Regions from separate parts of the Mus musculus genome. Here all the other regions are linked to region 2. A link is a loop called in an ENCODE intact Hi-C map of the cell type or tissue named here. Cell type or tissue: left cerebral cortex. All regions are shown on one strand.

Evidence for each region. Hi-C counts contacts between places; a loop is a spot of excess contacts. Peaks named below come from ENCODE experiments on the same cell type or tissue, not always from the same donor. Only the 100,000 strongest peaks of a DNase experiment are listed, where the experiment ranks them.
Region 1: it touches region 2 in a loop (9-fold over the local background); 5 of 42 quality-filtered maps call a loop at or near these places.
Region 3: it touches region 2 in a loop (2.5-fold over the local background); 4 of 42 quality-filtered maps call a loop at or near these places.
Region 4: a loop joins it to region 2, with 6 times the contacts of the local background. A loop is called at or near these places in 6 of 42 quality-filtered maps.
Region 5: a loop joins it to region 2, with 3 times the contacts of the local background. A loop is called at or near these places in 4 of 42 quality-filtered maps.
Region 6: it touches region 2 in a loop (2.3-fold over the local background); 3 of 42 quality-filtered maps call a loop at or near these places.
Region 7: a loop joins it to region 2, with 2.6 times the contacts of the local background. A loop is called at or near these places in 4 of 42 quality-filtered maps.

Annotation. Positions count from the first base shown.
Region 1 is chr4:109,978,566-109,982,565 of GRCm38, reverse strand. It overlaps Dmrta2 (doublesex and mab-3 related transcription factor like family A2), which reads right to left. Exons shown (of 3, transcript NM_172296.2): 2 at 2,157-2,711; 3 at 1-961. The coding sequence starts at 2,703. It overlaps Dmrta2os (a long non-coding RNA gene), which reads left to right and starts at 2,954. Exons shown (of 4, transcript XR_868017.3): 1 at 2,954-3,628; 2 at 3,780-4,000. In left cerebral cortex, no CTCF peak of the experiment used is centred here; a DNase peak (open chromatin) is centred at 1,702; H3K4me3 peaks cover 959 bases.
Region 2 is chr4:110,289,310-110,293,309 of GRCm38, reverse strand. It overlaps a transcript of Elavl4 not described here. Among named protein-coding and RNA genes, the nearest start is that of Elavl4, 4.5 kb to the right of the region's middle. In left cerebral cortex, a CTCF peak has its summit at 2,386; DNase peaks (open chromatin) are centred at 2,387 and 3,089; H3K4me3 peaks cover 1,647 bases; H3K27ac peaks cover 987 bases.
Region 3 is chr4:110,222,322-110,226,321 of GRCm38, reverse strand. All of the region lies in intron 3 of Elavl4 (ELAV like RNA binding protein 4), which reads left to right. Among named protein-coding and RNA genes, the nearest start is that of Elavl4, 63 kb to the left of the region's middle. In left cerebral cortex, no CTCF peak of the experiment used is centred here; DNase peaks (open chromatin) are centred at 690, 1,671 and 3,768; H3K27ac peaks cover 1,877 bases.
Region 4 is chr4:110,048,756-110,052,755 of GRCm38, reverse strand. No RefSeq gene overlaps it. Among named protein-coding and RNA genes, the nearest start is that of Dmrta2os, 71 kb to the right of the region's middle. In left cerebral cortex, CTCF peaks have their summits at 1,682 (motif pointing left) and 2,242 (motif pointing left); DNase peaks (open chromatin) are centred at 1,696 and 2,171; H3K4me3 peaks cover 987 bases; H3K27ac peaks cover 1,501 bases.
Region 5 is chr4:110,127,469-110,131,468 of GRCm38, reverse strand. No RefSeq gene overlaps it. Among named protein-coding and RNA genes, the nearest start is that of Gm33070, 23 kb to the left of the region's middle. In left cerebral cortex, a CTCF peak has its summit at 2,375 (motif pointing left); a DNase peak (open chromatin) is centred at 2,361.
Region 6 is chr4:110,349,463-110,353,462 of GRCm38, reverse strand. It overlaps a transcript of Elavl4 not described here. Among named protein-coding and RNA genes, the nearest start is that of Agbl4, 46 kb to the left of the region's middle. In left cerebral cortex, a CTCF peak has its summit at 1,521 (motif pointing left); DNase peaks (open chromatin) are centred at 1,533, 1,795, 1,915 and 2,544; H3K4me3 peaks cover 1,515 bases; H3K27ac peaks cover 1,377 bases.
Region 7 is chr4:110,208,932-110,212,931 of GRCm38, reverse strand. It overlaps Elavl4 (ELAV like RNA binding protein 4), which reads left to right. Exons shown (of 7, transcript NM_010488.4): 5 at 1,281-1,506; 6 at 3,154-3,192. Among named protein-coding and RNA genes, the nearest start is that of Gm33070, 58 kb to the right of the region's middle. In left cerebral cortex, a CTCF peak has its summit at 1,699; DNase peaks (open chromatin) are centred at 570 and 1,637; H3K27ac peaks cover 945 bases.

The sequences.
Region 1 (4,000 bases), 310 kb after region 2:
GCCGAGCGGTCGCGCATGAGGTCGCTGAAGGCGTAGTCCATGGGCGGCCGAAAACCGAGTGTGGGCACCAGGCCGGCCGTGGAGTAGGGCGCCATGAAGGCCAGGCCGCGGCTGTGGGCCGCCGCCGCCGAGTAGGCCAGGCGCAGGGGGCTCAGGCCGAGCGGCGCACCCAGAGGGTAGGCGCCCGCGTCGGCGCCGAAGTGGCTGGCATTGGGCTGCAGTGGCGAGAAGGCGGAGCGGCTGCTGAGCGAGCCCAGCGCGCCGGGCGTCATGGCCCCGGCCAGCAAGGGTCTGTGGTGCGGGGGCGCGGTGGGCCCGGTCTGCAGCGGAGCGGGCAACCCGGCTCCCCCGGCGGCTGCGGCCTCCACGCGCCCGGGCCACGCGTCCTCCACCGCCGCGCTCACCGCGGCCTTCTCCAGCGGTGCGGCGGGGCCCAGGCCAGCCGCCAGGCCTCCGCGGTGGTGGTTGAGCACCTGCTCGATGGCCTGCACCACGTCGCCGCCACAGCCCTGCAGCACCAGCTCCAGGACGCCTCTCCGGTGGCCCGGGAAGACGCGCGTCAAGATGTCCAGCGGCGTCCGCTGCCGCGGCCCCGGCCCGCCGCCCAGCCCCGGAGTCGGTGCGGCCTCGGCTTCTTCTTTGTCAGCCTCCGAACCCGATTCGGAACCCAGGGGGCTGGAGGAGCCGGGGCTGTCCTCCTCGCCGCCACCGCCGGCGCCCGCGCTCCCAGGACAGCTGCCACCCGCCTCCTTGGAGGCCCGGGCCAGAGGCGACCCGGAAAAGGACTCGCCGTCTCCGTTCTCCGAGCCTGAGCCGGGCCGCACCTCCGGGGACGAGGTCCGGGGACCTGAGTCCGCGCCGTCGGGCGACAAGGGCTTCCCTGGCGGCGGCTGCGGACTGTCGGGGCGGCCGGCCTGAAGCAGCGTCTTGGGAAACAGATCAAACTTCTGCAATTTGGCCTCTGAGAGGAGGGAAAAGACGGAGATGTGAGGAGAGGTTAAGAACACTGGACCCTTTTGAATGCCAGTTTCCTCTTGTTCCTCTCCACCTCCCAACTATTCTTGACAGGGCTCTGGTTTTATTTTTACCTCTTCCCAAAGATCCTACAGCTCTCCCCCTCCTCCTAGGCTCACGCTTCTTCTGTGCCCAGACACCCCCACCCCGACCTGACACCCTGAAAACTTGATGTTCAGTAAGCTCTTCCTACACTTGTGCCCTAACACCTCCACTCCCTTCCCATCTCACCCCGCCCTAGAGAAGTGGCTTTGTCAAGATTCCAATCCGAGCAAACAGAACTTCTACCTATACCTCAGAGTATGTGGAAGACACTACTCACTCAGGTTGCCAGAGCCTTAGGCACTTCAACCTGGAGAGAGGGATCCTTAGGGGACTAGGTCCTTAGCCTCTCTACAGACAAAATAAATTACATCCTATTTCTTGACCACATTTTTCAAAACTCCTAAGAAATGTCCTTCTTCCAAAGAGTCTGAGAGCCGGGACCGTCCCATTGCCCAACTGCCTCCCTCACCTTCGAGTCAAAAAAGTAGAGTAGACAGAGCAAGGGAAAGGGACCCGAGAAAGAGCAAAAAAAGTGCCAACTATGAGAAACCCGGCGTGCCTGAGAGAGAAACGGAGCCAGAGCGAGGGGAACGCAGAGAATGTTTTGTCAGAAATGCCTTAGGAACTGGAGGAAAGGAATCTTGCTGAGAAACGAAAGAGGGCGTCTCCAGTACTTAGGGAAGTAGTGCGGATTAGAAGGATTGCCAGGGTCTTTTCAGAAGAGTTGGGAAGAAAAGAGAGTGGTGGCCTGTAAGAAGCTCAGAGCAGAACAGATGGGCGGCTTCCGGGCTGCCAGGGGAGAAGGCCCAGCTAAATGAGTTGGGCAGTAACTAAGGACCTGCCCCCTAACAAGAGTAAGGCTAAAGTGTTGCCTTGGGGCCTGGGGTGAGGGCGAGGAAGAAAGTATAAAAACTGCAGGCAGGGCAGAGAGTTTATGAGTGGGTGGAGAGCCACAGTTAAGTAGTTGGAGCATCTAGGGAAGGGAGCTGCACTTTGTCAGGGAAGGAACAAGCCACTAGGCCTCGCGCACCAGCCCTGTGTCCCCTGGGCTCCTCCTTCCAGACCCCACCCCACCCCCAGTGTGACCGTGCTCTCACCTGCGCCCCCTGCGCCCCCTGCACTCCCCGCGGGCGCTCCAGCTCCAGGACCCCCGCCGTCGGTGGCGCAAACCGAGCCAAAGACTTCGTAGGCAGGCCGCGGGGGGATGATGCCGTTGGCGGCGGCCAGCGCCAGGCCCTCGGCAGTGCCGTACAGCAATTGCAACTCGCGCGCCTCGTTCTCCTCCTGCGCCTGCTGCCTGCGCAAGGCCACCTGAGCCGCCATGACGCGCTGGCGCTCGGCGATGAGCGTACACTTGGCGCACAGGCAGTCCTTCCAGCGGCAGTAGCGCTTGTGGCCCTTGAGCGCGGACACCACTCCGTGGTTGCGGCAGCGCGCGCACTTGGGGGTCCGCGGGTACTTCTCCGCTGCCCTCAACAGCAGCGGCGGCGCCCGCAGCAAGCCTCCGGCCACGCTCACTGGTAGCGATGCTGCGGCAGCTGCCGCCGCAGCCACCGACGCCACCGATGCCACGGGTGGTCCCGTCGCTGTCGCTGCTGCTGTCGCCGCACCGGGCACGCTGGGCAGCTCCGAGCGCAGCTCCATGGCTGGACCTAGCGTGGGGAAAGTGGGGATACCTGAGTCAGGGTAATACAGTCACTAGGCTTAAGCACGGCCTGCAGAAACCCATTTTGGGAAACTTTGGTTGTACAAGTTTAACTAAACTTGTGGCTGTCAAACTGCTGGGGAAACGAACTGGAAGCTCCCTGTAAACAAGTACGCCCCCACCCCCACCACTGACCTCTTATATCTGACTACACGTGTAAGATTTCGTTTGAATCAGTAGTTCCGCCAAGGGGAAAAAAACAAGACAACGTTTGGAAGTCATTGGTGCAGTTGAATGTAAAGAGGATTTGGAAAGAAAATATTATGCCCAAAGCTTAGGTTAATTGGGGTGAGTCGAGAAAAGAGAAATATTTGCCTGAAAGGGACTCAGATTACAGAGAAAACTTGGGACCAACAAGCGGATGTCAAAGGCAAAGCAAGAAAAAAAAAAAAAAAGGAGCAAAATGATCCCGTTTGGTGGACAGGTGAAGAGGAGAGAAATGTGCAGGCGGGGTGAGGAGGTGAACAGGTTGGGCTGGGGTCTTAATTGTAGCTTTCAATGTGGAAGCAGAGGAATTCGAGCAAAAAGGAACTGAAGAATTTTTTCCTGTTAGAAGTAGGGTAAGAACTAGAAGACAAAACTTGGAGGCAAAGTTCGGCTTATGGCCCTGGGATCACAGCCAAAAGAATTCTGCAAATACTGTGGTCTGAGCCTCTAAAGGGTTAGTTCTATTCCACAGAACTGAGTGTAGGAGAGCTGAGAAGAGAGAAAAGCCATCGGAAGAAACTTTCTTTGGACTGGCCACCCTAGCTCAAAGATTAGTTGAATAACAAGAAAAACGTCCAGAAACAGCTGACAAGGCGACCCGGACTGAGGTCCACCGAGAGGGACAGCGCTGCTTAGGAAAAAAATCTCCAGCAAAAGGTAGGGCGGGGATAGGGTGAAACCTGTGGCTTGGGGGTTAGACTTTTAGTCTGGAGTAGTCAGAGGAAAGCACATCTTCAGAAAAGTTAGACTTTGCAGGAGCCAGAGTCCTTTTGCTCAATGCCTCTTACCCAACCCCCACCCCTCCCAGTTTAGGAACTGAGTCCTCAGACACGCCCTCCTCATCCTGGGACCTCTTGGGACCCCGCTTGTGCGCAGGTTCCAGAGTGTTGGTCTCAGACCAGGGTTCTGGGACTTGCACAATCCAGCAGGCCTCAAAGGAGGCCAGGAAGTCGCCTCCAAAACTGACCCTGAAGGGACCCGAGAGTCTCACCTGCGCCGCAGCCGCAGAAGGCCCAGCAGGCCCTGCTC
Region 2 (4,000 bases):
ATTTCTAATTCTCTTGCAGTGTCCGTGTCAGCCTGGTGCATCTTTCTTGCCTCAGCAGTATGTGTCCACTTTGCAATAAAACTGATTTAATGTTTCTACAGGGGAAAAAAAGAAGACCACCAACACCTTGATTCAACAAAGGAAAATTAAGCTTTAGTTTTTTTATCAAAGCTTTTAAATATAGTATCCCATCATCTGAGATTAATTATATTGTCTGTAAAAGAAGAAACACCAACAATTTATATATTTTGTTTTGAAAAGGGAAAAAGGATAAAAAGAAACTGAACCACAGGAAAATGTCAGGTCGCAGTCAGTGATGATGCTATTTAAATGGTGAGCCATAATTCTATTAGGACAGAGCACGTGCAATTCCAGATTTCTGCATGACAGTGAAGGAGAATCAGCAATTGTGTGTGTGTGTGTGTGTGTGTGTGTGTGTGTGTGTGTGTGTGTGTGTGTGCGCGTTCTACCTTCCCTCACCATTTTGCTAATTCAATTGAGGAGCAAGAAAAGATCATCTGGACAGCCAGAACAGGAGGCAAGGTCTGCAGCTGTGCTCGGGGGACTGGTGTGGAGAGAGGCGCAGACTGACTTGGAGTTTTGTGTGTTGCACGTGAATGCTCTGGAACTGCCCTAATCGACTGAAAATGAGCCAGCCACAGTCATATGGAACAGGTCTGTTTAGCCACATCTTTCGGTAGCATGGCAGATGGTAGACCGTCAATGGGTGGTATTGATTGGCTGGATTTGCCTTAGGGTAACAAGACTATGGGTCTTTAAAACCCCCGCTTCATCTTATTTTCCTTTGTGCAGCTTCGTACAGTAGTGGTTTTCTCTTTTCCCTGCCCCAAAGCCCTGACCCTTAGCATTTCCTTTTTCCCTTTTGAAATCTAGAGTCTTCCTTGGTAATCAAGTTAGAAAGGTTACCTTGAGATAAACACTCTTTAAATTATCACCAAGGCAAGAAAACTCGAGAATACTTTATTTACTAGGCTGATTACATTTTAATGTTTGAAGAAAGTGACATTTTTTAATTAGTGTTTAAGACATATGGTGAGTGTACAAATTAGCTTATTTCATACAACCAGAGTTTGATGAGAGCAACTCCTCCTTCTCACTCCCCAGTTAAAAATTGTCACTTGAAACTTAATATATGCGAGGAGGTTAAATGCTATTAAATGATGCAGACTTGACTTAAAGATAAAGGAGGCAGTTGCTATCTTGTGTAGCTAAGTGCTGCCTGGATGGACTGGAAAAATACAAGAATTGGCATTTGTGTCTCCAGAGATGTGGACGTTCAGAGCTTCAATATTGTCCAGCCAAGAAAAACAAAAATGCCAGGTATGTGTGTTTGTGTGTGTGTGTGTGTGTGTGTGTGTGTGTGTGTTGGCTTCCGATGTAGACACACTGAAAAATAAACGCTATGGGCTTGCTTTGTTTTTAGTAAGATTCTTCTTAAGATACTGCCACATAACAATGCAGCTCTATATCCTTATATTACCCTCTTCTCCATCTCTGGGAGATTTCAACTTTATTTTCCTCTTTATTCTTGGCCGAAGATCAGGTTAATTGGAATAGAGTGCTACAAAGAAGATGCCAAGTTAGGTACGCCTCCCAAACAGCATCCAGCAAAAGTGTTCCTCTTCAGGGTAGATCTTAAGGGGAAAGAAGAGCTCTGGGTAGAGACATGTGTCTGGATTGAGCTTGTGGTTGTTTATAGCTGGTAGTATGACTGCACTTTTACTTAGTTTTGGTTTTGCCTTTTGTTTTTGTTTGTTTGTTTTGTTTTGTTTTTGGTGTCTTTGCTTTAAGCTTTTGGTCATTTACATCAGTTGAGATGGTGTCAGATAAACTCAGAAGGAAAGTTACACCTTCGGCTCTTGTCTCCCATTTGTATGTGTTTTATTCACATAGTATACACACATCTGAATCCAGTTTTTATCGAATGTGCATATTTCTCTCATTGTAAAAAGAAAAAAAAAATTTCATGGACTTTTTTAAGTTCTCCCTTTCTCAGGGTTAATTGTATCCCCCTCATTCATCATTTGCAGAATGAAACAAGTCTTGCTTGTGCTCCATTCTTCACAGTTCTTGTTAGAATTGCTTGGTAGTGTCTTGTTCTGTTTTGTCTCCTTGCTTTAAGTCAAGAAGAAGAAAATTATTTACTTAGACATAATACAGTAGAAACAAATTTGAACAAATTTGCCTGTGTCTCACATCACATCCTATACCTAAAAGCAATTCCAAGGAAAAAGCGCACACACACACACACACACACACACACACACACACACACACACACCTACCTTTTAAGCCACTCTATTTCAATCTGAGCACTCTACCCACCTGGTGGTTATATAGTGAACTGTTACTTTAAAGAGTAGTTTAAACACCAGCCATGTTTGGGGCAGGCTGCTCTTGCAAAGAGAGCAGTGCATGTAACAGGAGTCTCCTGTGTGAGAGAGAAGGGAAAATTCAGCTCACTGACTAGAGGTTTTAATGTGCGAACTCTGGGGAAATAATATATTGACTGTTCCGTGGTGCGCAAGAAAATTGAAGAACCCTTTGCAGACGGAGTGCTTTGCAAAGGATTCTATCTGTTTCTCTTAAAACAAAATCTGTGGCAAGATGTTTGAAATCAGCAGGACGCTTAATGCTGCTTTATTAAATAATGAGGTAATATTTTGTCACTTTTTTCCGGGCAGCATCTGTTTTTATCCCCCCCCATCTTCCCCCTATGTTTATGAAGGGTTCTTTTTTCTTCTTCTTTTCCCTTTCCTTTTTTTTTCTCCCCCGCCCCCCTTCGTAGAAGTCTAGAAAAATAATTCATGCTTCTCTTTCTGTCCTTTGCTTTCCGTGCTTTTGGAGAATTTGGTTGTCTATCTTTCTTTTTTTTTTTTTTTCTTCTGTTTCCTAGCCCATTGTGCCACGTAAGGCTTCTCCACTGTGCGGAGTAGGTAGTTATTAACGCTGAATTGGCTTCTGGTACAGTCCATCTGGACTCTGTGTGGGAAAGCTGGCTGCCGGCGACCGAGCTGAGATATCTGCAGCCTTTGGGATGTGTGCATGGTGGCGAGGGGCTGCCTGATATGGGATTACTTCTTTTAAGGGAAATTGTTATTAATGAGTCAAGAAACTGCTCATTTATGGTAAGAGGGACACAGCGGCGCAGCCAGCCCCACAGCGCTGGGATACCGTTGTTTTTTTTTTTTTTTTTTTTTTTTTTTTAGGTTGCCTTGGCTGCTTGGAGTGAGACAAGTTTCTTTCTGTGGTGGTGGATTGTAGCAGGAAAAAAAAAAAAACATGCATGACTGGGAGACTCGCCTGCCTGATTCTTACGATAATATATTGAGAATCTGTTGCTTTACAAATGTCACACCACTGATGTAGCGGTCAGCCCCTCACGCTGAAAGATGAATGGTACTATTGGAAATGCGATAATAAGGTTGACTTTTCCCAACAATAGGATTCAGCCTTTGTCTTTAGAGAAAAGGCCTCTGAGGACATTTGTGCGTTTGTTTGAGGATTCCTTTGAAAGACTTTAGAGTGGAGGGTTTTTTTTTTTTGCAGAAGTGATCAATATACAAAGCGCGTGCATTTTTTTTTTTATCCTAGGAAGACCAGGTAATTGTTTATGATATAATGTATAGTTACTATTTTGGAAACATGGCCGGAATGTTTTTAAATATACCTAATGTTAATTTAGGGCTCAAAGAGTATACCGTGATTAATATGGATGAGAAAAAAAGAGGTGCTAAAAATTTCACCTTCTATGACCTGCATAGAAATATCAGGTAAATATTTTCTTCCAAGAGAGCTGTTTTTATATACGTAATTGTCAGAATTGTGTCAATATATTCCTCCAATATTTTGATATTGGTGAGATACAGACAGGATGACTTTGGCTGTCAATTTGGGACACATAGACCTATATCCTATATGTGAACATCAAGCTGTTTGGAGCATTGAACCTGGGAATTCATCCTTAGAGTGCAGTGCA
Region 3 (4,000 bases), 67 kb after region 2:
AGCAGTCAGGCTGGGGTCAGGGATTCAAGGCCCTACAAAGCAGGCCTGCCAGCCTGAAGTTCTGCACACACAATGGCCAGAAGCAAGCTGAAGGAAGAAACTGGGGCAGGAGAGCTGTCCCAGGTATGAAGTGTAGCCCTAAGTTGGGGAGGTGGGTCACGAGGAAGATGGGGAGTAGGCAGCTCCAAGTCAGGAGACCTCGTGCACTGAAGTGAGCAGCAGGACTTTCACTTAAGAATTATTAGAAACCTACCATTAGAAAATGGGAGGGGGAACGTCAACTGTAAACAAACAGTGCCGAAAGAAGGGCAGCTCCAGTTAAATGGATGGAAAGATAGTAAAGGAACAACAAAAATAGTAAATCTAACAGTCTAAAAATAATTAGGTGACCGGGGAACATCTCAAGAATCATTGCTGTAAATCAGAAATCAGTGATCTAGAGGCTACTTGTCCAGGTAGGTAGGTTTCTGGGGCTGGACTGCCTTCCGACTTCATGTCTGGAGGACGCGGCCGCCTTGGGCATCCGGTGGTCCTCTCCTGGATGAAGCTGCCTGATCCTCACCTCCCTTCCCTGTCTTCCCCCCACCTCCAGGCAGCATCCTGTTTAGGGGCAGCTGCCAGGCGATTAATGAGTCCCATCCTTCATAGCCTATTAAACCACAGGGAAGTGTCTCCTGGGCGCTCTTATCCTCATGACAGCAGGTCTGACTCAAAGTAGGACAAAAGAGAAACCTCTCCCAGAATGGAAATCTATAGATGGCACCAGCTCTCCGCATCGGAAAACACAAAACTAGAACTTTTTAGTTCAGCGAAACTACTTTTCTGACATCCAGGCTAACAAAAGAGACGAGCAGTGTAAAGATAATCTTCGCTGGAAGGAAATAAAAACAACAACAGAACTTTTCTCTTTTTGGAACACATTACATGAGTATTTTTCTTTTTTAAGCAGCTTTATTTTTGCAATTGTGTTTAGATTATTTCTTTTAAAAAAAATTATTGCTTTCTCTGATCTCCTACTGTCTGTGTAGTACACAAAGACCCTGAAATAAGCCTGATTTAGACTGCCTTCGACAAGGCATAGAATCAGTTCCTAAGAATTCTCTGAGGGGGAAATAAAAGTTGTTTAATTATGCCATAGTCCTCAGAGAGGCAGAAAGATTAATTCTTTCAAAAGAGAAACACATATTTTCATACTTTAAGTCAAGAAACGTGTTCCTGTCTCCTGACGCTGAAGAGGACCTTGTCACATTGAGAGCTGTTTGAGGGACCGATTGATTTGTGTGTGTTATCCAGTTCAGCATTAGAATGTCAGATGTTTATTTTTTCCCTTGCCGGATGCACTGACCTTGAACTGAGAAAGGTACTTTTCTGTCCTCTGCAGCTTTCTTAAAACCAAACCCTTTTCCCTCAGCTCGGGACCAAATCACCAGCCATCAATTCACCTTCTAATTTTTTTTAAGATCTCTGTGGTTTCCCCCAAAGACTGATTGGACCCAGCTTTTCGAGTATCAGAATGGTCCCCGTAGCCCATCCTACAGTAGGATGCTTTATCTAAATGGATCTCTGAGCGTAATGGGTCTCTGAGACAAGGAGCATTGATTATTTTCTTTCTGTGAAGCGCTGCTCGTCCTCCTTCCCTGCTCTGGATCCTTCTCTGTATCCTCCCACCTAGCCCAGGCTCCCCCTGCATCCAATGCTGCTGACAGACACATTTGCACCCAGTGGAAATGTGGGCTCCTAAGTCACTGTAGGATTCAGAATGCATGATACCACTGCTGAATCAATAATTTCCATTCTCTACTACAAATGAAAATTTAATGTGCAAACCTAGGGATTTCAGCCCTTTCATTAAAGGAGTTTATTTGCCATACAAAAAAAAAAATTAAGTTTGACTGATAGGTTCCTTTATTAACTTTTCTTCCCTTTCCTAAAGGGACACAGTGTTTAAGGTAAAAATCATATTAAATGGAAGGAAAAAAAAGAAAACCCTTTATGTGTGCTGTTAATAGTCTCATCATTTATTAATTTCTTAAAATTGCTTTTTTTTGCCTTCCAGGCCACTGTTTACTTCTGCTTCAGTTTGCTTTGATAAGTGGCACAAGATTTATCTCTTTACTCTTTTTTTTAAATATTTTTTATTACATATTTTCCTCAATTACATTTCCAATGCTATCCCAAAAGTCCCCTATACTATCTCTTTACTCTTGACTCCCAGGAAAGAGTAGATAGCTTGTCAATCTGTAAACAAAGACAGACAACGACACAAACAACAAACCACACAGGTCACCTCTAGAAGCATGCATGACAGAGATCTTGGGACCATCTGGCACGAGTTGACAGACTTGGTCAAGTGTGTGCTCATTGTCACATTTCTGATAACCCAGAAAACACAGCACTGTAGGTGTGATATACAAAAATATTAGTGTCCCAAAGCCAAGAATTAACCCCTAAACAGTAAAGGTTACTGACTAACTCCCAAACTCAGGAATAGTTTCAGTGATGGGAGCTAACAGAAAGCAGAGAGGGCAGAAGTCTGGTGATGATGATGGTGATGACGACGACAATGATAGTGATGACGTTGATGGTGATAACAATGATGACAATGATGATGATGACAATGGTGGTGATGACGTTGATGGTGATAACAATGATGACAATGATGATGATGACAATGGTGGTGATGACATTGATGGTGATAACAATGGCAATGATGACAATGGTGGTGATGACATTGATGGTGATAATGATGATGATGACGTTGATGATAACAATGACAATGACGATGATGGTGGTGGTGATGATGGTTTGACAACAGTGATTCTGAAGGTGTTTAATTCAGATTTTCAGTTGTTCAATAGGAGCTGAACTCTAAATATCCTTTATGTCAGATCTCCCAATTTTTACAAGCCAAGAACAAAAACGAAGAATGACATATGAAGAAAAACCAAGCAGAACATAACAGTTGACCTTTGGGTATCAGTCTTTTACCTATGACCCTGAGATTTAAAAATCACAGCGGTGCTTTTGTCAGGTATCAGTGAATTTCCCATTACCTGGCTGCTAGCAGGAGGTGTTGATCCACAAAGACACTTTTCTGTCAACAAAAAAAAAGGGGGGGGGGAGCCACTTTCCTTTTATTAAAGAGGCTGTATGTAAGGGGCCCAAGCAATCACTGATTGTGTGTGAAGAGCCTGGCCAGACCTCTGGCAGAGGAAGGGCATGATGAATTGCCCTACACTGAGCAGCTGTGAATGGGAACTCCGGAGGGATTGTTCTTTAGATTAGACTTCTTTCAAGAGAGAAGAATCTACCTGGAAGCAGGGTAGGTAAGACCAGAAAGGCAAAGTATCCTGCCAAACAGCTGTCAGTTTAGCACTTGCAAACAGGAACCAGAGAGAAAATGGCAGCAAACAACAGTAACACTAGTTTACTTTGAGTGTTTACATCGTGCCCGTTAGGATTCTAATCTCTCTAATGTTATCATTTAACCTTTGAGCTGTCCTGGGAGTTACATGCTTTGCTCACAGCAGCTCTGGCTCTAAAATTAGCCCTGTAAGAAGGGGTGCTGTTATCTTCTTTATGCTAATGAGGAAACTGAGGCCCGAAGGAAGTTCAGGAGACAGACCTAGGATCACACCGTGGGTAAATGACAGTTGGGGTATTTTTAAAAAGCTTTAAAAATAATTCTCTGGCAGTGGGTCCTCAGTGCTGCAATGTCAAGCTGCCTGTTTGCCTAGCAGCGTGTGAGCCCTGTGAGAGCGTGTGGGTGGAGAGTTTGGCTCCGCACAGACAAGGGTTAATTCCCTGGTGTGGTTAGAAGATATAAAAAGCAAATAAATGAGCTGTGTGGTTCTCCCAGGTTCTTCATAGATGGACTTACGGTTCAGAACGTTTGCCATTAACTTGAAGACACACTGGACTTTAAATAACTTCTCCAGCCCTTGCTTTCCAAGCCTAAGGCCTTCCATCTAAGTGAACCGCAGACGGCAATGGCCTGGAA
Region 4 (4,000 bases), 240 kb after region 2:
GTATACACACACACATGTACTCACTCACTCACACACACACACACACTTAAATATAAACTTCTTTTTAAAAAAATGCCAAGAACTGCTACAGATTAGAGATGCTCCAGCATGAGAAGGGGCACAAAGCCAGGCAGAATTCCATAAACCAAACACACAACTGGGAAAGTGGAGAAGACGGAGGGAGAATCAGGAACATCTCCAGAAAGATAAAGAGGCTGTGACGGTGTTGGATGGGGTTGAGAAGAACAAAATAATCAGAGTTCTTAGAAAACTGGGATGTGATAGTCAGAAGTCACTAGGACAAAAATTCAAGGGATAAATTGGAGTAGACATTGAAAGCCAAGGTGAAGGGAAACGGAAGACAAAGGAAGCCAAGAGATCAATCCTAGAGGCCAGAGACAGACTTGGGAGCTTCAGGAAGCAAGCAGAAAGATTATGAAAGGAAAAAAAAAAAGTCTCACAGAACTGAAGGAGACGTGTGTGTATTTATATTGAAGAGGGGCCACTCAGGACCAGACACATAATGACAGAAGCCATCAAACTATATGCATTGTCCAATTCCGAACATAAATGATGTCCTCGGGTGTCAAGAGAGGTTATACACAAAAGGGAACATGACTCTGAAGGCACGCAGCCTCTCTGCCTCAGCTCTAAGTGTGCAAGAGGAGAGCCGGGCAGAGCATCCTGTCCTGCAGGGGAATGATTTCAACCATCAATCATCCAGGCAGAAGACAAATAAATCCACAGACTAGAATTCCCGGCTCCTGCCCCACTGCGGAACCAGGGGGTGGAGGCGGCAGGGAGGGGGGAAGGGGCCCAGAGAGAGAACCAAAAATCAAGGACACAAGAAAAAAGTCCGGAAGAAACCCACGGGACTGCCGGGAGGGGAACCCCTTCCTATAAAGGGGGAGACTTTGTAAACCCTGGCAGGGTTGTTGTGGAGTAATTCTGATAGAGCTTTGGGGAAGACAAAAAGCTACATTTTCTTGCTAGAAATGCTGATCATTGAGTTACCTAATAATAGTGCACCAGATACCCTGGGTAGGCTGGGCCTGCAGAGCAGCTAATTCCTTACTTACTCCAGCAGGAAGACAATAGATAATGTTTAATGTTGGTAAATTAGGAAATAGCAGTCTAAGCATGTTATTTTGAAGTATGTAGGGAAAAAAAAAAAAACAGAAAACAAGGGTGAAAAAACGGCTAAAATGGTTGCAACTGAGCGGATGGATTGGGCGAGGCAGGGATGACAATCACTCAATGAAAGCCTTCCTGCTTGGGCTTTGCATTTCCTGAAGCATTTTCACGTGCAGTATCTATCTCATAGGCACCTTCAAGAATTCCCGTCGCAGGAGAAAGAAATAAAAGGCCAGGAGGGACCATGACCTCTCAAGGTCACAGGTGAAGCCCAGACTACCAGCGCTAGCTCGGCCCCCACCCCCTCTGCGTTCCCGCACCGGTCGAAACAATTGGAGATCGGTTAAAGGCCAGCCAGGGTGTCGGACAGCGTGCCCTGTCCCTCGATTCCTCAGACCGTGTCGCCGACCTCGGCCCGCAGCGTGAGTGTGGGCGCGGCCTGAGTTCGCTGGGCCACTGCCCTGCGCCGACCGCCGCCGACCGCCGTCCGCCCTCTGTCCTTGGGAGGACACGCAGGGAAGCCTCGCGCAGTGCAGCAGCGCCCCCTGCAGGTCATCGAGCTCTGAGCTTCCAGCTGGCCCCAAACGCTCCGGGAATGGACCCTGACATGCTCCTCCCTGGCCCCTGCCTCGCACAGGGGCTGGGACCACCCCCTGGCCGCCTGTGAACCAGGGCAGACAGTGACAAAAGAGGTATCTTCCCCACAACTGCAAAATGTGTCGTTCAGCCAGACCCCTTCAGAGGACCAGTGCTGCGGCTAAAGATGGTGACAAACACCCGAAGATCTCAAAGCATGTGTAGCATGTGTAGGACACTGGCATCCACACCCTCCCAGAGCCCTGGATCTCATGATTTCTAGCGCCCTTCAAACTGCCCTCTTAAGAGTGTATGCTCCAGAAACAAGGGAAGAAAAATGAAAGGTCTTTGCCTCATAGCCCGGAACCCCCTGGATGACCTTGACCTTGGTCTAGTCTATGGGCATATCACCTCCAAGGGTCTTTGACTCCCCCAGTGTGGCCTATGTTCCTCGTGCTTATCAAATACTTCAACCGTGGCCATGACTGACCTCTACCGGCAAAATGAGTCACTACACCGGGGACCAGCCCCTAGGCCTGAGAGACCCCCTGTGGATCCAGCCCACAGGTTAGAGAGCCACGCTCTGTATTTACATGGAGAAAAATCTCCTTAGAGAGCAGCAGGACGAAAAGAAACCTAACAATCTTTTCAGCTTCGTTTTTCAAAGGAAGAGAGAGCCCTGCAGAGCTTCCTAGAAAAAGCCAGGTCTTCACGTAGGTTTTAGCAAGCTCAGCAGTGTTGAGATTAACAAGCAAGACCCCAGGAGTCCAACTATCTGGCTCTGAGTACCAACTTTGTCTCTCTTAGATTCTTTGAGTTTCATCAAATTACTAAAATTCTGTCTCAACTTTTGCTGCTATAAGTTAAGCTGATAATAGATAATTCACAGACACTTAGTGCCTGCGAATTAATTAACTACATAGCCATTCTATGAAGTAGGTAGTTACCAGGTAACAGTGAGGAACAGAAATGCCACACAAGAAGTAAGTCACACAAAGACGAAGGTACAAGCCTTCTGAATCCCTGCTTTTACTTGTCACAATAGGCTGGGATGCTACCAAGACCCCAGTTGTTAGACCCCAAGACCCCAGAGTCCTGGAGACTCTCTGGGCTGATGCGTGCAAAGTATTTAGAGTGGAGGGAGGAACGCAAGATGCTTTCGACTGTGTCTTTAATTGAGATGAGCACAAAATATCTGCTGCTATGCCCTCTGTGTGCCAGATACTGACTTGGCAACTTGGCTTCAGTAGTGAGCATCCAGGCCTACCATTGTAGGACTCAGGATTCAAGGTGCCAGGTAGTCCTGTTGGAAGGCCACCCCCTTGCAGCAAGTGCAGGCACATCACCAAGAGGGTAGGAACACCTCCACCCTGGGAGAGGAAGGCAGAACAGTTGTTTCTGGGGATGCTGGCCAGGCAGAGGTGAGATGGGATGGGGAAGGGGCCCCTAGGGCAGCCGTTCACCACACTTTGCCTTCTCACAAATTCTTTCTTTTATTATGTTTTTAATGTTATTAGAACTATGTCAGTTACACACACACACACACACACACACACACACACACACACATCTTCCTCCTTCTAGCTCATCCCAGGTACTCTCGGAATAGCAAATGGAGACCATCTTGGAAACCCACAAATGGATGCAACGCAGAGGTCAACAGATCGTGGGGATCCCAGCCCCCAACAGATGCATCTCCATCAAAGCTCGCATATCTACTGCTCAGGGAACATCTAGGAAGAGGGGGTGGAAAGATACCAGGCAGTATGCTGTGGAACAATGTCTCCTAGACATAGCTGTATAGACAGACTGGAACAGTGGCAATATCCATTAACATGGAAAGTTCTACAGGACTCCAGCCCTAGACAAAGAACTGCAGGCAACTAATGCCTGCCAGGAGACAGAGAATTGCCTCTACCCATGAATTCATTAAGTTCTGCTCTAAGGCCACATCACTTGCTATTTGGTTTGGAGTTACTAGTTCCAGAGATGGGTAGAGAACCACTCCTCAAACCCACTAAGATGCATGTGTTGTGCTTCACACCACTGTGTCCCAACCACTCAGGACATTGAGTCAAAAAGAATGCTGGTAGCTGGAAGCCTAGGCTACAGCCTGAGACCCAACACCCTTTCCTCCCAAAAAGCCAAGAAGGAATATTTATCCTTTGAAAGCCAAAGGCCCAGAATAAAGTCTCAGAAGGTCAGACCAAATGAACCACACCAGAGTCATGGATTTCAATCCACAGCAGAGGACCAGAGGTAGGCAAGCCACCGTCAGCCTCAAAGAGAG
Region 5 (4,000 bases), 160 kb after region 2:
AAGGCAAGTGGAATGGGCGCCACTCTTCTCTTTTCAGGAGGACCTGTGCATATCAGCATCAAAGCTGCACCTGTGCATCCCAGCATCAGAGCTTAATCCGAAGCCATAGCCAGGGTTGAGTCTGGGAAGATGTTCTGGGAACAGGGTTCAAGATTGCATCAGGATTCAGTGAGTAGTTTCAACTAAGCTAAATTTTTAAATCAAATAGTAAACTCAGAGTGCCTGTGCTAATGTCAGATGGAAGTCGACAAGATGCTTAATGAACAATGACAAGATAGCCTCTTCCCCTCAGATTAACCAGATTCTAGACAACATTCTAGCTTTCCCTGTTCGCCCCTGCCTTACTGAGCATCTTCTTCTTCTCTGTGGATCCCATCTGGGGGCTCTAGGACTAGGAAGTCTCTTTAATAATGTGATAGGGATTGGGTGGGGGTCTGTCCTAAAGATGGTAAACAACAGATCAAATACTTACAACCTTGGCTTTTAGATTTCTGTCCCCCATTCTGCTTCTCATACTCTGGCTATGGACTGTCCTAAGAAGTCCTACACCAATTGTTAGATATAATAGAAAGCTGTAAATAGCCCCCATTACCTGCCTCCCTGAGAACTTGCACTTGTATCAAGATGGTAGCAATAATAGGCTTTGCTTTCCCAGCTAAAGCAAAGTATGGTTTTAAAGACTGAGGACATAAGGCAACAAAAAGACAGCAATGTTTAAGAAACTGTGAACAGCACAGTGGACCCTGGAATTGCCCTAACATGCACATTAAGAGTACTAGTCCTCAGCACAGAAGGGAAAATCTGGACCTGTAATTCTCTGAATGTGGAAATCACAACTGAGAGTTCAAGAGATTTCATAAAGTCGGGTGTGGTATCGCACGCCTTTAATCCCAGCACTCGGGAGGCAGAGGCAGGCGGATTTCTGAGTTCGAGGCCAGCCTGGTCTACAAAGTGAGCTCCAGGACAGCCAGGGCTATACAGAGAAACCCTGTCTCGAAAAACCAAAAGAGAGAGAGAGAGAGAGAGAGAGAGAGAGAGAGAGAGAGAGAGAGAGAAAGAGAGAGAGATTTCATAAAACAAAGGGCTGGGGAGAAAAAAACATTTCAGTAAACATTCTGGTGGAGGGTTTCCAGTACTGAGTGCAGATGAACAGGACCTATCCATGCCCAGAGAGGCACAGAATCAGTATCTGAGCCCTTGCCTAGCATGTGCAAGGCCCCAGTTTTACTCTTAAAAATAAAACTACTGTTTATCCAAGTGATGGTAGACTGAAATATACCCATACCAAAATTGCATTAAATGTGCATGGCCCCCATCCCCTTGAGCCTGATAAAAGAACATGTGAAGGGCATCCATGCCTCATATCTGGATTTGATCCTCAAACCCATCCTTTAAGGTAGACAGGGCCATCAGTCATTATCTCCTGTCATGGACCAGCAATCTAAGGCTCCCTAAGCATCTCACACAAGTCAATATGAGCTTAAGTGAATCCCTGCTCTCCTTCATCCCAAGTCAAGGCTTCTTCAAGCAAGGCCTGAAACAATTCTCATTCTCTCTCTCTCTCTCTCTCTCTCTCTCTCTCTCTCTCTCTCTCTCTCTCTCTCTCTCTCTCTCTGAAATACAATTTGTCATGAATTAATGATGAGCCTGCCTGGCCAATTACCAGAGCTAAGTGCTTTCCCGCTGGGAGCAGCTCCCACAAAGCACTAAGTGATGTTGGACTAGTAAAGGGGGCCCCGCCCAGCCAGGCCTAGAGCCCTCCTGGGTCCAGGCTTAGAGGAAGCAGCTTCCAATTAGCTCCTGCCAGACAGACTGGCTTCTCAGCACAGCAAATTGGGTTATAGAGTGCTCTTCCAGCTGGCCTCCCAGTCTGGTCCTGCCTGCCCCAGCAAAGAGGATGCTAATCAACGGTGAGGCCAACTCTGCAGGTCACAAGCATTCATGGAGGGGATATACACAGACAGGTTTGTCCCAACAAAACAGTGTCCTATAAGGCCTACCCCAGATAGTCAATGGCATTGGGGTGTTGGAATAGAGGCTCTGGAGCTAAATAGAAGCAGTGCACAAAGGAAAGAGACCTAAAACCTACACTTTCACTCTCTTCATACCTCTCACTCCCTAAAGATAAAGAAAGATAGTCTCTGCCCTTGGGCCATTGAGCTGGTTTTTTCCTTATTGTTTGCTTCTCAAAGAGAGCCCCAAGTGCCATTTGACTCTGGAAAGAATCATTGCAGTGAGGTGAGCCTAAGACCTCATTACAATACATCCTGTACCCTGTATTCCTCTTTCTGGGCAAGCCCAGAATCTACTCCAGCGTTGGTACCTCCTTTCCACAGCCTTTAACACAGAGGCTCTAGACTGCTCTGCTGCTCCCTCTAGTGGGCACTGCTGGGCTATATTGCAAAGCTTTCTCAGAATAACTAAAGGTTACAAAAAATATTTCAGAGCTATTACTTCCTCCTCTGATAAGTAGGCCAAAAAGGCTTGTGGTCACTATTTTAGAAGTGAAGTATCAAGTATAGACAGACAAGAAGAGCAGTCAGGGTTTGTCTGTAGCAAAGCTAGTCCTGAAACCTCATTTTCTCACCAACAGCCATGTCATTGAAAAGGGTCCTTAACTCTGCTTCATGGACAGTGTATCTGATTTGCTTTGCAAGGCGAGGGGTTGGGTATATCTTCTCCTATGCCGTGACCCTCGCCGAATACTCCATTCATACAAGGCCTATGGAACTCTGGAAGAGTCTCAACACAACTTATCTATATGCATATAGTTGTAAGTGTGAACCACAATCCAGATGTTAAAGATAGCAAAGAGAATCAACCAAGATCCTGTATGAGCTAGTAAGGAAAATTAATAATGAGAATACACTGTGGAAACTCAGTGGTAGAGGTGTCAGAAAGTAGGGTTGTACCCAAGGCAGGCCTGTGGACCAGAAGAAAATTGACCCCAAAGTGGGCAAAAGAACCAGAGAGAAACCCATAGAGAAAGGGGTGTGAGCAAGCAGAGAATGTCAGGCAGGAGTCATAATAGAAAACTACAATGCGATATGGCATGATGCTGTGAGAAAGCAGGGCCAGACCACAAGGCTCCCAGTAGGCCAAGTGTCTAGGTCACAGCTTTGTCGGGATGAGCTCCCTTCGAGGTTGTGGCTGCAATCTAACAGCCAGCAAAGTTTATGGCCAAATGTTCTTGTACCAGTGGGGGAAAGAAGCAGAGATGGAACCTCTAGGGAATGAGCAGCTGTCTTGATGTTGAAAAGTGTCTGCCAGGAGAATTCAGCTGAGAATACTTCCCACTCCCAAGAGGTCAAAGGGCCCTGTTGTCCCTTCCTGATGGAGGCCATGAGATCACAGTGTCATACATAATTCATTCAACAAATACTCTGAATTGCCTGAGCCAGCCTCTGAGCTAAGGTTAGAGGGCACAGAAATGGAAAGATGCTGTCTGTGCCTTGAGGTTATGCTTGGACCTCAGAGGAAGAGGGCCAGACTGGGGAAATACTGCAGGGCTGAAGCCAGTGACTGCAGAGTCTGGGAAGCTGAAGCTGAGCAGAATGTGAACTGGGTTTTAAGAGTTGGCTGTGTAAGAAAAAAGAAAAGCAGGAAGAACACACAGCCCAAGGAGCAAGAACTGGCTGTGTGTTTGGGTGCACACTGAACAATCCAATTACAAGAGATCTACACTGCCAGGCTGGGAGGCAGGGATGCTGTCTTGAGGTCAGCTATGTTTTACAAAGATAACTCCAGCCAAGAGCATGACTCCAAGAGCTGAAGCAGAAGAACTCTAGAGAGACACTGAAGACAGGACCAGCAGAGCCAGGGCAACAACTGAATATTGGAGGGGTCACTCCTCTGTGTTTTGTTACTTGACAGTCAGTGGTTGTGTTTTTCAATGAGTGCCTTGTGCAGAGAAGATTTGAGGTGAGTTAAAGAACAAGAGAGCCCATTGTACAGATCCCACCCCACCTAGTAACAGAGTCTACACCTGTAAGGGTCTACT
Region 6 (4,000 bases), 60 kb before region 2:
TTTAAAAACCACTCATAATTCTACCTTCCAAAATAACCAGTACTCTTTCTAATAAGGAATTCTATGGAGAATACAACTTTGTCACTTGTATTTTTTACTATAAAATATATTGCAAACATCTTTCCATGTTGATAAATGTTCATTGACTGTCTCATCTTTAATTTCTCTAGAATATTCCATTGTTTGGATGATAAATCTCTTTTGTTGACTATTCAGTCTTCCATAGTGTTCTTCCCATATTTCAAAGGCTATAACAGTAAGCAATAACAGGATCAATCATTGGGTACATTAATGTTTACTTCCTCGAACTTATAAGAATGGGAATTGCAAGTCAAAAGGATTTATACTAGCAGATTTCTGAGTTGGTATATCCCTATTTGCTTAAAGAACAGCTCTCTTGCATTAGAAAGCAGCTCTTACAACCAGCAGTGGTCACTCAGCTTTGCATGTAATCATTTAAATCTTGAACGGAATGAAATAGAATGGAAAATACAGCTAATACGACTTTAAAAAGCGTTAAGAGACCAAATTTGTTTCATTGTTACTCCTTTCTCCTTTTACAAGGTACTCACACTTCTTCCACAATGTAGTCAATTTTGAGGGGAATTGTTTCAAGGTAAAACTCCTTAAAATATGGTATAATGTGAAAATACTGAGAACTATAAAGTAAATAAGTCTTTTTCCCAAAATCCCTTGCGGCTCAGGGTAGTTATCTCAGAGAGTCTTCATCTATCGATAAAGGTCAGTGTTCTGTTCTAACTTCACACTAAGCTTACGTTAGCCCAACTATTCTTTCTCACGTGTACCTTTTGTTTGTTTTTATATTTTGTGTGTGATTAAGAATTAGGGTTTAGGTTTTTTTGTTTTGTTTTTGTTTCCTATATTTTTCTTCAGGAAATAGTGGGCATTCTCAATAATCCAAGAGTGAGTGTCTGAATCCTGGGAGTGATCATTTTAAAATAATCAAAAAGGGTCAAAGAAGCCCCTTTCACAGATTTGACATCCATCCTCTTACCTATCACAGGGCTAGTAATACTGGATTGTTCAAACCTCTGATGTAGTCTAGGAGGTCACAGAATAACTGAACATCTAGCTAAGCAAACATCTTTACTTGAAACCACAGTGCACAAAAGTCTTGGTCATTTTATTTGCATGTGTGTGTGTGGTGGTGGAGGGGGTGTGTGTGATACTGAAATCGGTCATTCCCATTCCTCACTTTACTTGGACAGACAGTATCTTAACACAGCAAACAGCCTAACATAGCTTGAAGCATCTACTTCCAATCTTACATTCCCTGTTAAAGAGAAGGTCTGTCAGTCTTGCCAAACTTGTGTTGATGTACTTGAACCGTGCAAAAAGTATCGCGCTTAAAACTCAAGAACAGCATAAGCCGCAGTCTTGAAACATTGTTCCTTTAGATTTCTAAGCAAGAGTACCCTCCAAGCCCACCCCCTTGAAGGGAACCAGGGTCTCAGGATGGGTCCTCCGACTCCACGTCAAGCGCCCCCTAGAGGCGGCGGCGGGGATGGCGTAGCGGGCGACGAGTGTGCAGCGCGGGACCCAGTGAGAAGCGACTCGTCCGGCGTCCTCGAGCCCGCCGTGCCCGCTGGGGCCTCCATCGCTTACCCCGGACCCCGCCTCCGCGAAGATGAGGCTCCAGAACCAGGTAGCGGCGCCTGAGCGCCCGCAGCGCGCCCCCAACGCCCCGCCCACCCGCCGTCACCAGCGCCGGCGCCCGCTGGCCACGTGGTCGCCACCGGCCTGTGGACCGTGCGTCCCTGACCAGCACTCCGGGATCGGGAACGAGCTTCCATGTCCTTTCCGAGGGGCTCCGGGCCATGCCCTCATTGTCCCCCGCGACTTCCACCTGGGAGAACCACTGAAATTTGAGTGGGTGCCTCTCCTCCCCTGGTCCCCAGTCAGCCTACCAGGCGGCGACTCGCGCCACTCCTCCGCCTCCGGGTGGCTTTGCTGAACTGATGGCGCCGAAAAGTCCGGCCCCAAGGTGCAGGGCGCACGAGCGCGGGTTCTCAGGGGGCTCTCAGCCTTTGTGACTCTTGTTAATTGTCGCGCAGGGAGGCGTGCACCTCTGAGTGCCTTTCCCGATTGCAGACCCGGGATTTGTGTTTCTAGATAAGACGGAGTCGGCTCGTCTGTTGTCCTAAGCAGTGCTCCGTTTAAGGAGGAAAGAGGCTCTGGTGTTGGGTATTCGTGTGTTGTAATTGTCTTTCTTTGGACTGGAGGTTGTAAGACATTTAAGATTTAGTAAACGCAGGCTTCTGAAACCGTGAACCTGTTAAAGCGACACAGCTTCCCCTCCCCCAGCATATATTAAGAGACTTTGGAAGGCCACGGGGAAGCGGGGGCAAAGGGGGAACTTCTAGAAAACAGCTCCAGGTTCTGGGGTGGGGGTGGGGAGGGATGAATCATATTGATTCCCAAGCTGTTAGCAGATACTGCTCATGGGCAATAATTCTCATAAAATCTTCCCTCTGAGGTATTAAATGCCCGCCCCCACAAGGGTTTGTCAGGAGCAGGATGGGTTCCTGGAAGCCCTGAAGTTCCTTACCCTAGCTGCCTTGTTTTTTTGTAAAGCATTGCCCTCGCATTACCCTCCTGCCTTCGTCTGCCTGGCTTTTCATATTTTATAATACTTGCAAATTGACACTGAACAAGCTTTAACCTCAGTCATTTCAGAATAAGTTTGATGTTTTAGGTGAGATGTGAATGGAGCTCCATTCATGAGGAAGGAGTCTGTGTGAAGTGTTTTGTAAATGTGAGTGGGCTGAATTTAAAACACTGAATAAAATTAATGTAACGAGGAATCAAAAGGTTCAATCCAGATGTTTCTCTCCCTGCTTCCTTAACAAAATGACAGTACACAGCTCACAGCACCTTACCTGGTGACTCTCTGCCAGGGTGGCCTGTGACACTGTGGATGAACTACTGCACAGTTTTCAAAGCACTTAACAGAATCCATTGGGGCTGGGAAGGTTGTGACCCACCTACCTCTCTAGAGGATTTCCCCCCATTTCCTAACTACTCAAGAAACATACCAGGGATTTACATGCAGGTTTTCATTTAAAGAACTTCTAAGTAATCCTCTTTAGTTACTTTTGTATTAGCCTGGAAACCCCTGCTTGCTTATTAAGATAAGGTGCTCTGGTGTGGATTTTAGTTAAGGTGGGGTTATGAGTTAGATCAGTTGGCCTCTAATTCCTCTATTTAGTGTGTGTTTGAGGTAGAGAGAGAGAGAGAGAGAGAGAGAGAGAGAGAGAGAGAGAGAGAGAGAGAGAGAGAGAGAGAGAGAGATCCCAGTACTGGGGTTTAAAGCTACCACATCATTCAGTGTTAGACAAGCACTCTACCAACCACTCAGCTACATTCAACTCCAGCTCTCTGTATGGTTTGTTTATTTGATTGTTTGGTTTTGAGACCCATGTCCTTACCCAGTCTGACCCACAATCCAGTGTGGGTTTGTAATTTCTAGATTATAAGCACCAGGACTGCACCCTAACTTTATATATATACAGGCTATACATTTGAATAAGGGCTTCTGACTCATATTCTTGGTTCAGGTCTGATATCATCCATCACTCAGTTGTTATGAATATGCATAATCAATATCTTGGTCTCCCCAATAGTCTACTCAGAGACTGGGGTACAAGGCTGGGTAAAACACAAATCTTAAAAAGTTGATATGAGAATTAAATAGAACACCATACATGTGCAGCAAATGCCAAATGGAAACTGACTGTGCCTACAGTAGTTGTTATTTAACCTCATTGCTACTGCCTATTTAAAAATAGCTATCAGCTGCAGAGGCTGAGAGGCACTGAGAGTTCAAGACCAGCCTTGGCTGTATTGTCAGACCCTGTCTCAAATAAGTGAAGGAATAAATAAAGTACTCAGAAGTTACTGACAATTTTGGAAATGTCTTCTCTATTCTTCAGAATGGTTTAATTATGATAACAACTACTTAAGGGGGAACTATTGAATA
Region 7 (4,000 bases), 80 kb after region 2:
AAGATTTGAGTGTCAAGTCGGGAGTGGGATTCTGTGGCCTTCAAAGTTTCTCTCAGCCTCCAGCCAGTGTGTGAAACTAACTATATGTACAGCTCTAGCTCCAGACCATAGTGATGTAGAACTAGAAGGAACTTCAAGCTCCCTTATTCTACACATCAGTAATCAGCTGAAGTAGGGAGTCAGATTTCCCACTGGCTCATCAACAATGCAGAGGTATGGACCAAGGTTCTAGTGCCAGGGTTCTTTGTCCATAAGAAAGAAACCCAACCAGCGTCTCAGGAAGAGATGTAAGGTAACTTGAGCTGCACTGTCCATTACAGTGTCTTGACTATGCCTGATTTGATGCCAATTTGAGATGCTTCCTATTTGATTCATGCTGCCATCTCCCATTGGTGTTGATTCTGCCTCAAACACTGTGCAGAGAGAGAGAGACGCTCCGAACCAAGGATAAAGGAGACAGAGAGCCTGCTTTCACATGACTCCAATATGGCAGATACTTGCCAGGGACTGTGCAGTTTCCCAAGAGAGCTCAGAAAAAGGTGTACTGTAGCTGGTTGTAGTCGTTGGAAAGTCTCCATGGCAGAGGTAATTTTGGAACAGAGCTTATGGAGAGTGATGCAGTTTCCTGGCAAAAAGGAAGGGATAGAGCAGGCTGAAGGCAGAAGGTAGAATGTTGAGAATGAGTATGGCTTGTTCAATGAGGGTCAGTATGGCCTGTGTGCATTTCAATAGGAGATTTGAAGCCAGATTGCCAAAAGCAACGATTGCTACCCCCAAAAGTCTGGATTTTATCTGCATGTAGCAAAGACCCAGGGAAAGGACATTTGTAGGTTTTCTTTGTTCCTGTTTAAGACAACAAAGAATGAGAGTCAGGGATAAAATGCTCCATCCAAAAAGTTCAGAAAAGCACAGACTATGTACCTACAGGGTGCAGTGTGTGGTCAGAGGGTGCTTTTCAGATCAATGACAGTTCCAGTTATGTGGTCTATAAGGCATTCTGCAGAACTTGGTAGTTTTGTGTGGCTATTGACAATAACTAAAGGTGAATAGGGACTGGGCAGGGCAGCTGTGAAGGCCTGGAGGGATACAGCCCTATGCTCTCTGCATTGGAGACATCTGCCCAGAGCAATGCCGGCAGAAGTGCACCCAAGCCTTTTGCTGAGTGACAGATTCAGGAAGCGGGCCTTGCAGGTGGCCTGAGTCAAGGCAAAATATCCACAGGGCACTTCCCAGTGATTACATTTGTTCACTCTTTACAAATGTTCTTTTTCTTTCCCCAGGGGTCTCTAGAGGGGTGGGATTCATCCGCTTTGATAAGAGGATTGAGGCAGAAGAAGCCATCAAAGGACTGAATGGCCAGAAGCCCAGCGGTGCTACAGAACCGATTACTGTGAAGTTTGCCAACAACCCCAGCCAGAAGTCCAGCCAGGCCCTGCTCTCCCAGCTGTACCAGTCCCCCAACAGGCGATACCCTGGCCCTCTCCACCACCAGGCTCAAAGATTCAGGTAGGCATGCCCACAGAGGACGGAGCCCACTACCCACCACACAGACACCAGTGTGGAATGACGCAAGGGCCAGGGAGCCCATAGCTCTGAAGGACAGAACAAGGCATATGTGCCCCGCCCAAGCCCTCATGTGTGGTGATTACTCAGAGCATCAATTTCTACTTCTACAAAAGCAAGCAATCAGACAAAATGCACTTCCTAGCCCTCTGCCGGCCTGTCACTGTGACTGTGAATTAAACTCGAGATTCACTAGTAGAAACAAAATCTCTGAATGTAGCTAGACAAGAAGAGTCTGTTTCAGTGGAGCTCATCATTAAGATGTTGCCATAGGCAGCAGCTCAGACTTAAGGCAGGGTAGACCCAAAGGCAGATCCTTGCCAGGCGTGGCTTGCTCTCACCTCTTTTCCTAAGTAATTCTGTTGGAGTCCAGGAAAGGAGAGACTCTCTTTAATATTGACTTGACTCTCTTAAGTCACATGCCCTGGGAAGAAGAAAAGGAAGATTCATCCATACCTTACTAGTGTTTCTTTGGAGACCCAACACCAGCAAGTCCCTGGTGCAATGGACAAGTTGCCTGAAAGGCAGGTTTTACCCAGGCCAGCAGTTAGACTCTAACCAGCCTCTGTTGTGCAGGGGAGATGCACGGACTTGACCTCCCCTTAGTAAATTCTAAGCAATTACTTTATTCTGCCCATGTAGCAACTTCCCTTTAATGAAAGGCTTTTCTTGCTGTCAAACCTCACGTGAGAAAATAGGTCCTTCTCTCTGTAATAGTAACCATTCATCTGGCTAGAGTGAGGAAAGAAATTGGCCTCTTCGTGTGTCCTCCTGTGCCCCATGACTCTGAAATGGTTAATAATTTCATAAAGGGCCCGAGCCATGTAATTTCTATTTTATGTGAACTCGCATGTAGTATTTATGTAAAAGAGCCTTTCCAGCAGGCTGCTGATGGTGGAAACTATGGTTACTACTGCCCCATAGTGTGAATAGCTTGTCCCCAAGTAAGGTAGTGCATTGGAGGAAGATTATCACATAATGACATTTTGCTGGGAGGTGCTTTGGGACTGTGAATAGTAAGCCGTTTGGGAGGGGTTGTCTGTTTGTTTTGGGGGGCGGTTGTTTTTTGTTTGTTTGTTTGCTTTTAAATCTTAGCTTGCAAAAACTCCCTGCCTTCCAAACTGTGTGTGTGGCCAGATTTAGTAAAAGCAGCCAGACTAACAGCAAAGGTCTGTTTCCTACGTGAAGTCCATGATGATGTGTTGTTAACCTGCAACAGATACCTCTGCTCACCAGCTTAGTTCTTAGATAAACAATGTAAGACCATCACCAGCTTTAACAGTTTCACAGATAGCATGAAAGGAAATTTGGACAAATTTTCTGGGGTAGGGAGATGTTGAATTAATTCAGACCTTGAAAGAAAACAGGGCTCGTTAGACACCTGCTTTGGACTCTAGCTTTGACCTGGACATGAATTACTTGCCATTGGAAACAAGAGAAAGAGAGAACTGCCCGTGGAGAGTCTCCTGAGCAGTGGGGAAAGTTGTCAAGCTTTTCTTCTTTGAAAATGGAGCATTCTTATTAATAGTTCCATTGAGTGATCTTGCCATCTGCGAGGCATTAACCCAGAGACCCTCCTTCTCTTTGCAGGCTGGACAATTTGCTTAATATGGCCTATGGCGTAAAGAGGTAATTAAAACTCCACAGATTGCCAGATGTCCGTGTTGGCACAGACTGGGGCTAGATTTTTTTTTTTAATTCACTAACTTTATTTTTTTTTTAATTCTTGTTTTTTTCTTCCACCAGCATGTCAAATTCTTAATTTTACTTTTGGACCTCGGTTAATTTTGTTTCTTTTGGGGCACACAAAAATGTATTTCTTTTTCTTTTTCTTTTTTCTTTTCTTTTTCCTTTTTTTCTTTTTTTTTTTTTCTTTTTTTTTTTTTTTCCTTTTTGCAGGTGGGCTTTCCCTATGGTTCAGGTGCCACAGCTACCAAGTCCTGGGTGATCTGATCTAGTCCTGTGTGCCTTCCCTTGAGAGAAAGCCCTGACTTTTCTGGCTGATTTTGCAAACTTGCCAAGCACCTGTCTTACATTTCTTATGAGGATTCAGTTTAAGAGGTCAGATCCCAGCAAATAAAAATTAGAACGTTTTGCTAATCATGCCTGACAATCTTGTGATTTTAAGTAGGAAAAAAAAATTTTTTTTTAACTTTAAGCCCTGGCCAAATCATGAATTAAGACATGGATGGCTTCTTTGACTCTCCTCATCTCACTGTGCATTGCGAGGCACATCTTGAGAATGAAGTGTATCTGTGTGCACCTCAACCAAGGGTTTCTTTTATTATAGCTCTCAGCTGTTATCATAAGTATTCTCTCAGTTATATGTGTGGGAGGGCTTACATTTGAGGTTTCTTTCATTTAAAAAATATTAAAGATTATTAAAGAATAAAAAGTCATCCTTTTATAGGGCTGGGGACTGAAAAAGGCCCAAGGG